Linked DNA regions of Homo sapiens: region 2 is linked to region 1. Evidence: chromatin loops called from intact Hi-C (ENCODE). Cell type or tissue: mammary epithelial cell. All regions are shown on one strand. Each heading gives the region's core, and the rest is flanking DNA. Links, peaks and the distances in the headings are about the cores only.

Region 1 (5,983 bases), core at 521-5,520:
CCCCACCACATAGCCTGATTGATTAAGAAAGTCTCTGGTGGGGTGCGGTGGCTCACGCCTGTAATCTCAGCACTTTGGGAGGCCGAGGCGGGTTATCACTTGAGGTCAGGAGTTCAAGACCAGCCTGGCCAACATGGCGAAACCTTATCTCTATTAAAAATACAAAAATTAGCTGGGCGTGGTGGCTCACACCTGTAATCGCAACTCTTTGGGAGGCCAATGCGGGTGGATCACTTGAGGTCAGGAGTTCAAGACCAGCCTGGCCAACATGGCGAAACCCTATCTCTACTCAAAATACAAAAATTAGCCAGCATGGTGGCGCTTGCCTCTAGTCCCAGCTACTCGGGAGGCCAAGGCAGGAGAATCACTTGGACCCAGGGTTGCTGAGACTGCAGTGAGCTGAGATCACACCACTGCATTCCAGCCTGGGTGATAGAGTAAGACTCCATCTCAAAATAAAAAAAAAAATTCTCATTATTCTGTTCATATCTTCCTCAACCCAAACATCCAGTGAAAATAGGTCATCTTAATAAGACGGTTTGCCATGAAAATCATGTCCGATCACACCCTGCAGCCTCGGCTTGGCCATGAGGAGGTCACCCTCTTCTTCCCTTGAGTGGCTTTAACTCCCCGGGAGGGTGGAATCTGCGCCCCTGTACAAGCCAGGTTTCCTTCTCAGCTCAGGAGAGGGACCTAGAAAGAAGAGGAACCATGGAGCCTCCTGGTGTGGGCCCTGTCTGCTCTCCTTCTAGGGGAAAACTGCTCCAGTGCTGTGAGGGTTGGTCCCTAGACTGCAGGACACTCAACCACTAAGGAACAAGAGCTATGTACGGGAGCCAAGTAAGGACAGGAAAAGGGAGACTATTCCCTCTCACCAGAGTGGCTTTCCCCAAGGCTCCGCCCCACTGAGGAGACTCTTCCAAGAAGCAGAGAAGACCACCTCGGTGGGACAGTGAAGGCTCTCTGGACCCCAGCCTCCAACTCACTTCTTCCTGCGGATCTTGGGCTTCTTCACCGGCCGCAGATAAGGGTTATCGATGATGTTCTCCTCCCCATTCCGGCTACCCGACAAGGAGGGGTTCTGCTGCAGGACAGAGGTGTTCTCCTTCTCGGCTCCAGAATCCTCCTTTGAGCAAAAGCCAAAATAAAGCACAACATCAACAGCATAAGGAAAGAGATCATGCCTATAATTGGAATGACCATTAGCATCCTCTAATTGAGAAATTAGAACCTGGGAAGCACCTTCTTTCCAACATTCCTATCTCTGCCCCGATGAAGCGAGGACCAGGCAGGGGCTGGCTATGAAGGGAAGGCAAGACTAACAGCCTTGACCCAAGAGAGCACACAACAGAGTCCAGAGTTTTGAACCTCTGGAGAAGGCAGGGACAGGGGTTAGAAAGAACAGACACCTGGGAGGGACAGGAATCAAATTCAGATGCCTCAGGGAGGATGCCCGGCCAGGTGGGGAGATGAAGAAGAAAAGTGATCCTGGATGCCCTGCATGACTGGGAGATACAGGATCAGAACACATCATCTGCATAGCGCATCTCCTGGCCAAGCTAGATAGACTAAGTCAGAACAGATTTCTCCCTCAAATCCTCACATTTCTGGTACTTGCAACATGGTACCAACAATCACATCCCAGCACAGGCTAGAAACTTCTTGAGCCTTGAGGGTTCCACTAAGGGACGCAGAGCCAGCAGGTACCAGCACATGCACATCATTGGTAATGCCTATCTGCAACCTATGAGGCAGGGTTTGTTTGTTTGCCTGTTTGAGATGGAGTCTCCCTGTGTCACCCAGGCTGGAGTGCAGTGGCGTGATCTCGGCTCACTGCAGCCTCCGTCTCCGGGGTTCAAGCAATTCTCCTGCTTCAGCCTCCCAAGTAGCTGGGATTTCAGGCATGTGCCATGACGCCCGGCTAATTTTTGTATTTTTAGTAGAGACGGGGTTTTACCAGTTGGCCAGGCTAGTCTCGAACTCCGAGGCAGGGTTTTTTACTGTTCATTTTTTTTTTTTGAGATGGAGTCTTCTTCTGTTACCCAGGCTGGAGTGCAGTGGTGTGATCTCAGCTCACTGCAAGCTCCGCCTCTGGGTTCAAGAGATTCTCCTGCCTCAGCCTCCCAAGTAGCTGGGAGTACAGGTGCCTGCCACCACATCCCGCTAAGTTTTTTATTTTTAGTAGAGACGGGGTTTCACCATGTTAGCCAGGATGGTCTCGATCTCCTGACCTCATGATCTGCCAGCCTTGGCTTCCCAAAGTGCTGGGATTACAGGCGTGAGCCACCGCGCCCGGCCGCTTTACTGTTCATTTTTTGAGAAAAATGTGTTTTTTCAGAAAAGTTTGTAAGTTCACATGTAATCAGTATGATCAAAATTCTTAAAAAGTCACAGTTGTGTATAGACACAGAAAAAAAGGTAATATGCTGACATTTTAAAAACTGTTCTGGAAGTATGAGCAGTCAGTTATCCTGTCTTTATTCACAGCCTCCTTTATTTTCCACGTTTGGTCGGGCTGCGCCCCCTGGTGATGGGCCAAGGGGAAGAAGTTCTTCCACGGGGAAGAAGTCATTGAGATTCCTGTTCTGCAACTTGAGGCTAAAGAGGCCCTCACTGACCTCAAGCAGGAGAGGCTGCTGTCAAAACAGACAGAGGATGCCATGACCGGATGGCATGAAATAAATAGCAGGTTCCCCTGACAGGACAGCTGGCCTAGGGCATGGACACCAGTCTCAGGTTTAATGAGCCAGAAGAAACCAGATCACATCTAGGTTCCCCTGCGTGCCCTCTCCCTGTCCTATCAATTGTTCTCTTCAAAGACACAGTTCCATTGGCCCAGTATCAGGGCCTGTGTGTTTTCCCTCTCCAGCACCCAATCCAGTGGGACCACAAGGTGACCCAGAGCCACTGGGGCCTTCCAGAGACTCTTGAAAGCAAGTGCTGCAGGACCAACCTAGTTCAGGCCAGACCAGGTGCCGGAAAAAAGGTCTGCCCACAACCAGACCTCCCTTGGGTATCTGGCATCCAACCTTTCTGAAGTTCCTAATGGTACAAATGAGTAGTATCTCCTCGCTCCGTCCATCCTATCATTTCTCTACAGTAGACAGCCTATCTTCAAAGTTACTGGAAGCTCACTTCAACCGTGCCTTCAATGTTTTCTGAGATACACATGGAGGTAACACTGTTAGAGGTGCTGAAAACGCCAGCCTCAAGACACTGCTGGAGGGTCAAGAGGCTCCCTCCATTCGGCCCACCGTGGCTCACAAGAGCAGGACGGCAGGCTTCCTTCTCCCAAGCAGGCCTCATAGAAATGTCCCCTTCAGGGACAGGCAGCACTGAGATGGTTAGGGGTGGGGAAGTCAGCCAGTTAAAAAAAAAAAAAAAAAAGTAGGCCAGGCGTGGTGGCTCACGCCTGTAATCTAGCACTTTGGGAGGCCAAGGCAGGTGGATCACCTGAGGTGAAGAGTTCGAGATCAGCCTGGCCAACATGGTGAAACCCTGCCTCTACTAAAAATACAAAAAAATCAGCCGGGCATGGTGGTAGGCGCCTATAATCCCAGCTACTTGGGAGGCTGAGGCAAGACAGTCGCTTGAACCCGGGAGTTGGAGGTTGCAGTGAGCCGAGATTGTGCCACTGCACTCCAGCCTAGACGACAGAGTGGGACTCTGTCTCAAAAAAACAAAAAAGTAAAGTGTCAAACTGACCCAGAGATTTGTAAAAAAAAGTGGGAGCAGAATGGTCCGTCAGGAGCTCCCTGAATTGCCTGTGAGCTCTAGCAAGGCCTACACCCTCTGTGGTGACTGCATCCAGTCTCCCAGCTCTCAGTGCCATCTCTACGCCAACAGCTCCCTGGAGTACAATGCCAGCCCTAACCTCTCCCGACTTCCAGGCTCATGCAGCCAGCTGCTCACTCAGCATTTCCACTGGGGTATCAGGTAGGCAGTTCAGACTTCAGGCACCTAAGTCTGAATTGGGGACCTTCCCCTGTGGTGTAAACGGCGCTTCTCAGTCCCTCCCATCACAAGTGATGGCAACTCCATCCTTCTAATGGCTCGAGTCACAAACTCTGTGGTCATTCTTGCTTGTTTTCTTTCTTTTATTTTTAAACAGGGTCTCACTATGTTGCCCAAAACTGGACTCAAATTCCTGGGCTCAATCTTCCTGCCTCAGCTTCCCAAGTGACTGCAACTATGGGCATGCACCACCACACCTGGCACACTCCTTTTCCTTCACTGACATCCCATACCCAATCTGTTAGCACAGCCTCTTGGACTTACCTTCAAAATTCAGGCAGGCACTGACCACTTCCACCACCTCTGTGGCAACCACTCTACTTGGGCCCACCACTGCCTCTCGCCTAGGCTATAGCGACAGCTTCCTGACTGATCTCTCTAGTCCGTTCTTACCGAGCCATCAGAGTGGTGCTTTAAGAAGCTCAGAAACATCCCTCCTCTGCTCCACGCCCTCCCACAACTCCCATCTCTCTTAGTTAAAAGCCAGCTCTTAAAATAGCCTACAAGGCCCTACCCAATCTGACCCTCCCTCCCACAAGCCACTCACTATTCCACAGGGCCTTTGCACTGCCCATTCCCTCTGCCAGAACACTCTTCCCCAGATATCCACATGGCTCACTCCCTCACCCATTTCAAGCTCCTGCTCAGATATCCCCTTCTCAGTAATGCCTACTCCGAGCACCCCACTTAAAAACTGAAGACTCCTCCTCACCCTGGATCTTCCCCTACTGTTTTTCCCCCACACAGCACTTTCATTTCTGATATACTATGCAACGATTTAGTCATATATTGTGTTTGGTATCATTCTCCCACAGCCAAACTCTGCTCCTAAAAGGCAGAGGTTTTCTTTGTTTTTCTCACTGCTTTATCCCAAGCAGCCAGAAAAAATATCTGGCACATACTAGGTGCTAAATAAACACTGGTTGAGTGAGTGACTGGTATATTTTTCATAAAAGAGTAAAAGCTTAGATATCTGGGTTGGCTGCAGAGAGCAGCTGGTTCAAATGTGTGAGAAAAGAATCTATTATACATGAATTTAAATTATACATGAATTTAAAATGAATAGCTCCTTTATGTTCAAGTACATGGAGAAACTAGAACCAGGTTAAATAATGTACTGCCTAACAACAGACCTTGAGAGGTGCACTCTCATCAAGAGATAAAATAATAATTTAAAATACCTGTTATTGGCTGGGCGTGGTGGCTCACGCCTGTAATCCCAGCACTTTGGGAGGCTGAGGCGGGCGGATCACGAGGTCGGGAGATCGAGACCATCCTGGCTAACACGGTGAAACCCCGCCTCTACTAAAAATACAAAAAAATTAGCCGGGCGTGGTGGCGGGCGCCTGTAGTCCTAGCTGCTGGGGAGGCTGAGGCAGGAGAATGGCATGAACCCGGGAGGCGGAGCTTGCAGCGAGCCGAGATCACGCCACTGCACTGCAGCCTGGGTGACAGAGCGAGACTCGGTCTCAAAAAAAAAAACAAACAAAAAAACCAGTTATTTACTTTGCTATAACAATGTCTGTAAATGGTAAAGACAGAAAACAACCTAAGTGTTCATGGGGGACTAGATAAATTAAATGGTTACATCCATACAATGGAAGATAAAGTAGCTGTGAGGAACGATGCGCCTCCTCCCTTACAGATGTGGAATGACCGCCAAGATACAGCCAGGAAAAAAGCAAGAAGAGAACAGTTTGTGATCTGCTGTTTCAGTTCAAAATAACAATTTAAAAAAATGTCTCTAGAAGGCTACATAAGAGGCTGGTGAGACAGTTGCTCTGTGGGAGGGAAAGTGGGTAACAGGGAACAGGATGGGAGGGATTGTCACCATACATCTTTTTGCACACTCTGCATTTTGAAACATATGATTGTATTTCCTAGTCTAACAAAATAACATTAGGTCCAACTGACTGTAGTAAATTGTCACTAGAATCTTTGTCTTGGAGTCATTTGATTTTATTTTTCA
Region 2 (5,983 bases), core at 449-5,448, 66 kb before region 1:
AGGATGGTCTCGATCTCCTGACCTCATGATCCACCTGCCTCGGCCTCCCAAAGTGCTGGGATTACAGGCGTGAGCCACCGCACCTGGCCTGTTTTTTAATTTTTTTGAGACGGAGTTTCACTCTTGTTGCCCAGGCTGGAGTGCAATGGCATGATCTTGGTTCACTGCAACCTCTGCCTCCCGGGTTCAAGTGATTCTTCTGCCTCAGCCTCCCTAGTAGCTGGGATTACAGGCACACACTTCCACGCCCAGCTGATTTTTTAAATATTTTTGGTAGAGACGGAGTTTCACCATGTTGGCCAGGCTGGTCTCAAACTCTTGACCTCAAGTGATCCACCTGCCTTGGCCTCCCAACGTGCTAGGATTACAGGCGTGAGCCACCGTGCCTGGCAATGTTAGATCTCCTGAGTGTGACAGTTGTATTGTGGCCATGTAGGAGAATGTTCCTACTCTTAGACATCGATGCTGAAGTACTGGGGGAGGCTAAGAAATGGGCCACGGTATCTACAACTTCCAAGCTTCAGCAAAATGAAAAGGAAAAGAATCCGGGAGAGAGAGAGACAGAGAGAGAGAGGGATGAATTTAGCAATGAGTTAACAATTGGTGAATCCAGGGAGAAGGGTACACAGGTGGTCATTGTACAATTCTTGTAAGTTCTCTGAAGGTTTGAAATGTTTCAGAGTGAAAAGTTGAGGGAAAACGCCTTTGGTGTAAGATCTGGGGGAAACTGAGGGGAAATGTGGCAGTGGGCCCTGTCCCCCGGAAGCTCAGCAGAAATGGCAACTTGCACCAGCCTATGCCCCCTGCTGCCCAGAAAACATCAAACTCCACCCACTTGGCCTGCACCTCTGCTCTCAGCATCTTCACGCAGGCTCTCCCCCTCCTCATCGGAGGAAATTTCCCCCGTGGATAGCCACCCCTGGCTTGGCTAGGATGTTACCCTAAGTGCCTTAAAGTACCACTGTTTGTCTCCCTGGAGAGTGAACCCAACCCTAAGTGGGCTCTACCCACTTTAGGTTTTCAAAAATTATATTCACTTAACTTCACAGAAAAAAAAGAATGTGGGCCAGGCGCGGTGGCCGACGCCTGTAATCCCAGCACTTTGGGAGGCCGAAGCCGGCAGATCACGAGGTCAGGAGTTCCAGACCAGCCTGGCTAACATGGTGAAAACCTGTCTCTACTAAAAATACAAAAATTAGCCGGGCGTGGTGGTGCGTGCCTGTAATCCCAGCTACTCGGGAGGCTGAGGCAGGAGAATCGCTTGAATCCGAGACCGGGAGGTTTCGGTGAGCCGAGATGGCGCCACTGCACTCCAGCCTGGGCAACAGAGCGAGACTCCGTCCAAAGGAAAAAAAAAAGAAAAGAAAAGAAAAGAAAAAGAAAAACAATGTGATGTACAGACACAGAATGCCAAGATTTCGTCATCCCACATTCTCTTCGGAGCCCTGTCAATGAGGATGTTTTTCCACCCTCGTCATCAGATTGGTATACTAGTTTGTCATTTTCTTGCTTTTCCCAGCTTACTTTTCTCTTACAGGCACTTCCTGATGTTCCCCGAAGCCTCACGCCCCACATATTTGAGGGGCTATAGGATGCCGTGGCGTGCTCGCTTTGGCCATCCATGTCCCTCGTGTTGGACACTAGAGCTGTCCCCGATGTACCCATACTGACCTGGTCACGAATCGCCTTGAGAGGCTGGAAACTCACCCGCCTCCTTTCCCGGACTAGGGGGAAGTGGGGTGAAGGAGGCGTGCAGGGAGGAACCTGGGGGAGGGGGTGGCCCGTCTCCCAGGCTGGGCGTGGGCCGGGCGAGGTCCCCAGCCCACCGGGCCGTGCCAACAATGGCCTGTTGTAGAAGGAGGCGGGAAGGAATGCGGCCTGGGGAGCTGGGCGGCGGCGGGGCGGGGCCCGGCCAAGCGGCTGCCTTTTACCTGGCCAGGTAGCTCGCATTTCCCGGCAAGCGGCGGCGCCCGCAGCACCTGTTGCCCGGTGCGCGGGCGGGGAGGACGGCGGGGGACATGGCCTGGTAGAGTCCCCTGGGGAGACCGTGCTGAGTTCAGTCCGGGGCAGGGCAGGGCGAGGGAGGGAAGGTCCTTCCCTGGCGCCCGCGCGGGCTGCGGCAGCATGAAAAAGAAGCAGACGGTGCAGGGCACCTTCAGCAAACTCTTCGGGAAGAAGCACACCACGACCCCCAGCACCTCCCTCTACGCCACCAATCCGCCCTGGATCTTCACCCAGGAGGCCCCGGAGGAGGGGACCGGGGGCTTCGGTGAGTACTCCGGGGACGGAGGGCGCTGGGGCGGGGACGGAGGGCGCTGGGGCAGGGCCGGCGGTGCTGTCTCCTGGAGGCGCGGAGGGGAGGGACACGTTGGAACCTGCGGACTGGCCGAGAGCAGCCGCCGGGCAGGGGAGGAGGCACCGCACAGGGGTGTCTGGGAAGGGCTGTGCGGTGAGAGAGGTGTGGGGAACGAGGGGACCCCCCCCACCACCACGGGGAGGTGGGAGAACTTTGCCGCCCCCACCTCTGACCCCAGGCCTTATTCGGAGGTGTTTAATTCCCCCTCTTGGCGAATCCTATGCTTGTGTTACTGTTAGCGGAAAGGCTTCCGGAGGTTTGCGATATCTCCCCCGACCCCCACCGCTACACCCCCATTCTGGCTGAAGCAAAAGTGTTCCTGAAGAACTGGGGGCTAAGGGGCTAAGAACTCCTCCCTCACCCTTTGCACTCCCTGTTTCCCAAGCCCACGTGGCAGAGAGGGGCCTGCTATCTGGGTGCTCACAAACTTGGCTCTGGCTAGGTGAGGCCCAGGAAAAAACAACAGGCGCAGCTGCTACCAGGTTACCAGCCTGTTTGTGACACCAAGTCACTTATTGGGGCCACAGGCTCCTGCCAGTTCAACCTGGGACCTGGGCTGTCTCTGGGCTAAGACCGAGGAGCCAGAAATGGGACAGTGGAGGCCAAGGAACCCTCTCCCTGACTGCCAGCTGCCGCTGACCCTGGAATCAGACTGGTGTGTCTCTGCAGGCCTCTAAAAGCACCGCCTTGGCTCATCCCCAGGCTCTGGCTGTGGGTCATCTTATCATTGCATCGTTTTGCAATTTGTATTCTCTATAACTAGGGGAAGCCAGCGGCTGGAGACAGAAATCCATTTCTTGTGTATGACATGTGGCTCTGGAACGCCCAGGTTGGGGGGGCAGGGGGCTTCTGGGCCCAAGGAAGGTCACCCATCACTGCTTTAGCTTGCCTGCCTTCATTCTCACCATATTATCTTCACTGATCTTTATAGCCACTGTGCTGGGACCCACAGTGGATGTCATAGCCTTGGTGCCTGCTGTTGGACTCAGTTCAGCATGCAGGTTGCCACAGCCAGGACACAAGGCACCATGGATAGGAGCAGGACGGACAAAGTGTCGCCTCTTCCTGGCACAAAGATATCAGATCAGGGGGTGAACAGAACTAACCATATGCCATTTAGCCCTTTCTGAGCCTTTGCTGTAAATGATTATTAAGCATAAAAGCAAAGAAGAGAGATGACCTCTGAGTGGAACTAGCATTCGAGCTGACAGGAGAGGGCATTCCTGGCAAAACAAACAGTAGAAGCAAAGACCAGGAGGAGCAGGGCAAGTGGAGGCATGGTGTAGGCACTCCCAGACACAGGTGTGCAGGCAAGTGCCTGTGAGCCAGGACACTTCTTTCCCTCTCAACGGAGGCACCATGGAAAGACCATTTATTAATCCCTTCTTAGGTGCAAGATGCCATTCTAAAATCTTTGTGTTACTGATTCATTGAAATCTCATCTAGAGTCAGGCACTATTATTGTCATTCCTGTTTGACAGATGAGGAGACTGAGGCACAGGGAGGTTAAGTAATATGCCCAAGATCATACAGCTTTCAATGCTGGAGGCAGCATTTTTCTAAGTCCACAATTCAATGATTTTTAGTAGACCATTTACACAGAGTTGTGCCATTATCACCACCATCTGGTTTTAGAACATTTCGATGACCTCCAAAATCTCCCTTGTGAGGCAGAACTAGTATTTGAATCCAGGCAGTCAGGCTCCAGAGATCACACTCTTAGCGGGTTTGCTGAATTAACTCTGCAGAGGAAGGCGATCCAAGTTTACTTGAGGGGCATCTGCCTGGAAAATACCACACACATACACACACACACACCCTTCCTCCCTCAAGGGGAGACCTCAGCCATGCCTCTCAGCCACGCCTCTCAGCCACTTCTGCATTTTGCCTAGGCTGTGCAGGCTGCTAGTGGGCATCAGCACCTCTGGTGAGGGAAGAGGGCCTGGTGCCCTGTCATCTCCAGCCAGCTGCTGCCCTCATCAGCCTGGGCAGAGCTGGAGTCCAAAGGACAGCTCCTCCCGTTCCTCAAGGCAGGGCTGGGCCTCCAGCTGACTCAGCTTGGTCTTGCCTGCACAAGGAGCCATGGAAAACATCATGCACCCAGCAGAACAGCGCCTCAGTGTTTCCGGGGTGTTCCCTGGGGTGCCACTGGGCGTGGCAGAAGTCCTCCCTGCTCTGCTTGGAGTTAGGGAGAGGAGGGACCAGTGTTGGGGATTCTGTGATGGGATGCAGGTGCAGCCCTGCCTTGGCATCCTGTCTCTGTCAATACATAGGGCTAAGCACTCTCTGGGCCTCAATTTTTTCTTCTGTTAAAGGGGATAGTGTCCAGGCTGCCTGCAGGGTAACTGCCTGAAGCGGTATTTATGGTAGTGCTTTGAAGAGCATTAAAACAAAAAGCTCTAAACAGGGTGTCCAATCTTTTGGCTTCCCTGGGTCACATTGGAAGAAGAATTGTCTTGGGCCACACATAAAATACACTGACACTAACAATAGCTGATGAGCTAAAAAACAAAACAAAAAAACGCAAAAAAAAACCCCTCATAATATTTTAAGAAAGTTCACTAATTTGTGTTGGGCCATGGGTTGGACAAGCTTGCTCTAAAGCAAGGATTGGCAAACTACAGTCCTGGCTCCATTCTGGCCCATGGCCTGCTTTGAGGAATAAAGTTTTATTAGAACATAACCAACTATGCCCCTCATTTACATATGGTCTATGGCTAGAGTTGAGTAGCTACAAAAGAGACCTTATGGCCTGCAAAGGCTAACATATTTACTATCTGGCCCTGTACAGAAAAAGTTTACTGGCCCCTCCTCTAAGGCATGATTTATTATTGGATCGTTCCCAGCATGGAGCACTTCCTGCCCTTGCCTGCTTCAGCTCCTCTTCCTAACACTGCTGTAGAATAGAGGAAACTGAGCCATGAAAAGACTATTTCAAAGTCTCAGAGAGAGTGGGATTAGAGTTCCATAGGGCCCCTGAGTCTGTGACATTCCCCTCAAGCCTGGGGTGAGATGCTGGCGATATCCAGCCCTTAGAGAACAGGCGGTGGAATGGAAGGGAGGAAAATCAATGTAGGGATGTGTAAGGGAATTAAGGAGTAATCAACTGTTTGCTCTGTGGTTGCAGCCATGTAAAAATCTGTTTGCACAAGGGTAGGCTGGGTACAGCGGGTAAATGCAAACAGTCATGTGAGAGTGGTGATGAGCAAAAAAATTTTCTTTACAGAATTTCTCTAATATGTATTCCAGCAATTAGGAGGGCTTCACTGAATGCATTTGCAATCCTAACAAAGTCTTCTGCCCTCTCCCAGCCCAAGCAAGGCCACACGAGTGTGTGTGTGTGTGTGTGTGTGTGTGTGTGTTTAAATGCATGAGAAAGCAGAGATGTGGATCTTCGCAAATCCCAAGATAAAGGACTGGGCTGTTACTGGAGACAAAGCTGCCAGTCACTCAGGACTCCTCCCTTGCATCTTGGATTAACTGAGCCAAGATTCTTTATCTACCACCGCTGCACCCGCCACCAGCAATGGGACACCCTTGTTTGCTAGAGGACTCTCTTTCCTACCCCGTTCCTCTAAATGGGACAGCTCACAGCTACCTCAGACATTTATTTGAAATGCAGATTCT

The links. A loop is a pair of places that touch in the nucleus more often than their neighbours do. Peaks named below come from ENCODE experiments on the same cell type or tissue, not always from the same donor. Only the 100,000 strongest peaks of a DNase experiment are listed, where the experiment ranks them.
Region 2: it touches region 1 in a loop (2.5-fold over the local background); 4 of 110 quality-filtered maps call a loop at or near these places.

The regions. Positions count from the first base shown.
Region 1 is chr6:42,072,243-42,078,225 of GRCh38, reverse strand. TAF8 (TATA-box binding protein associated factor 8) reads right to left here. Exons shown (of 9, transcript NM_138572.3): 8 at 987-1,126; 9 at 1-693. The coding sequence ends at 681. Among named protein-coding and RNA genes, the nearest start is that of TAF8, 25 kb to the right of the region's middle. In mammary epithelial cell, for the core only: a CTCF peak has its summit at 2,529 (motif pointing left); a DNase peak (open chromatin) is centred at 2,525.
Region 2 is chr6:42,138,586-42,144,568 of GRCh38, reverse strand. C6orf132 (chromosome 6 open reading frame 132) reads left to right here and starts at 1,949. Exons shown (of 5, transcript NM_001164446.3): 1 at 1,949-2,269. The coding sequence starts at 2,125. RefSeq lists an enhancer at 2,695-3,374. In mammary epithelial cell, for the core only: a CTCF peak has its summit at 2,335; DNase peaks (open chromatin) are centred at 1,498, 1,738, 2,378 and 4,418; H3K4me3 peaks cover 2,775 bases; H3K27ac peaks cover 3,375 bases.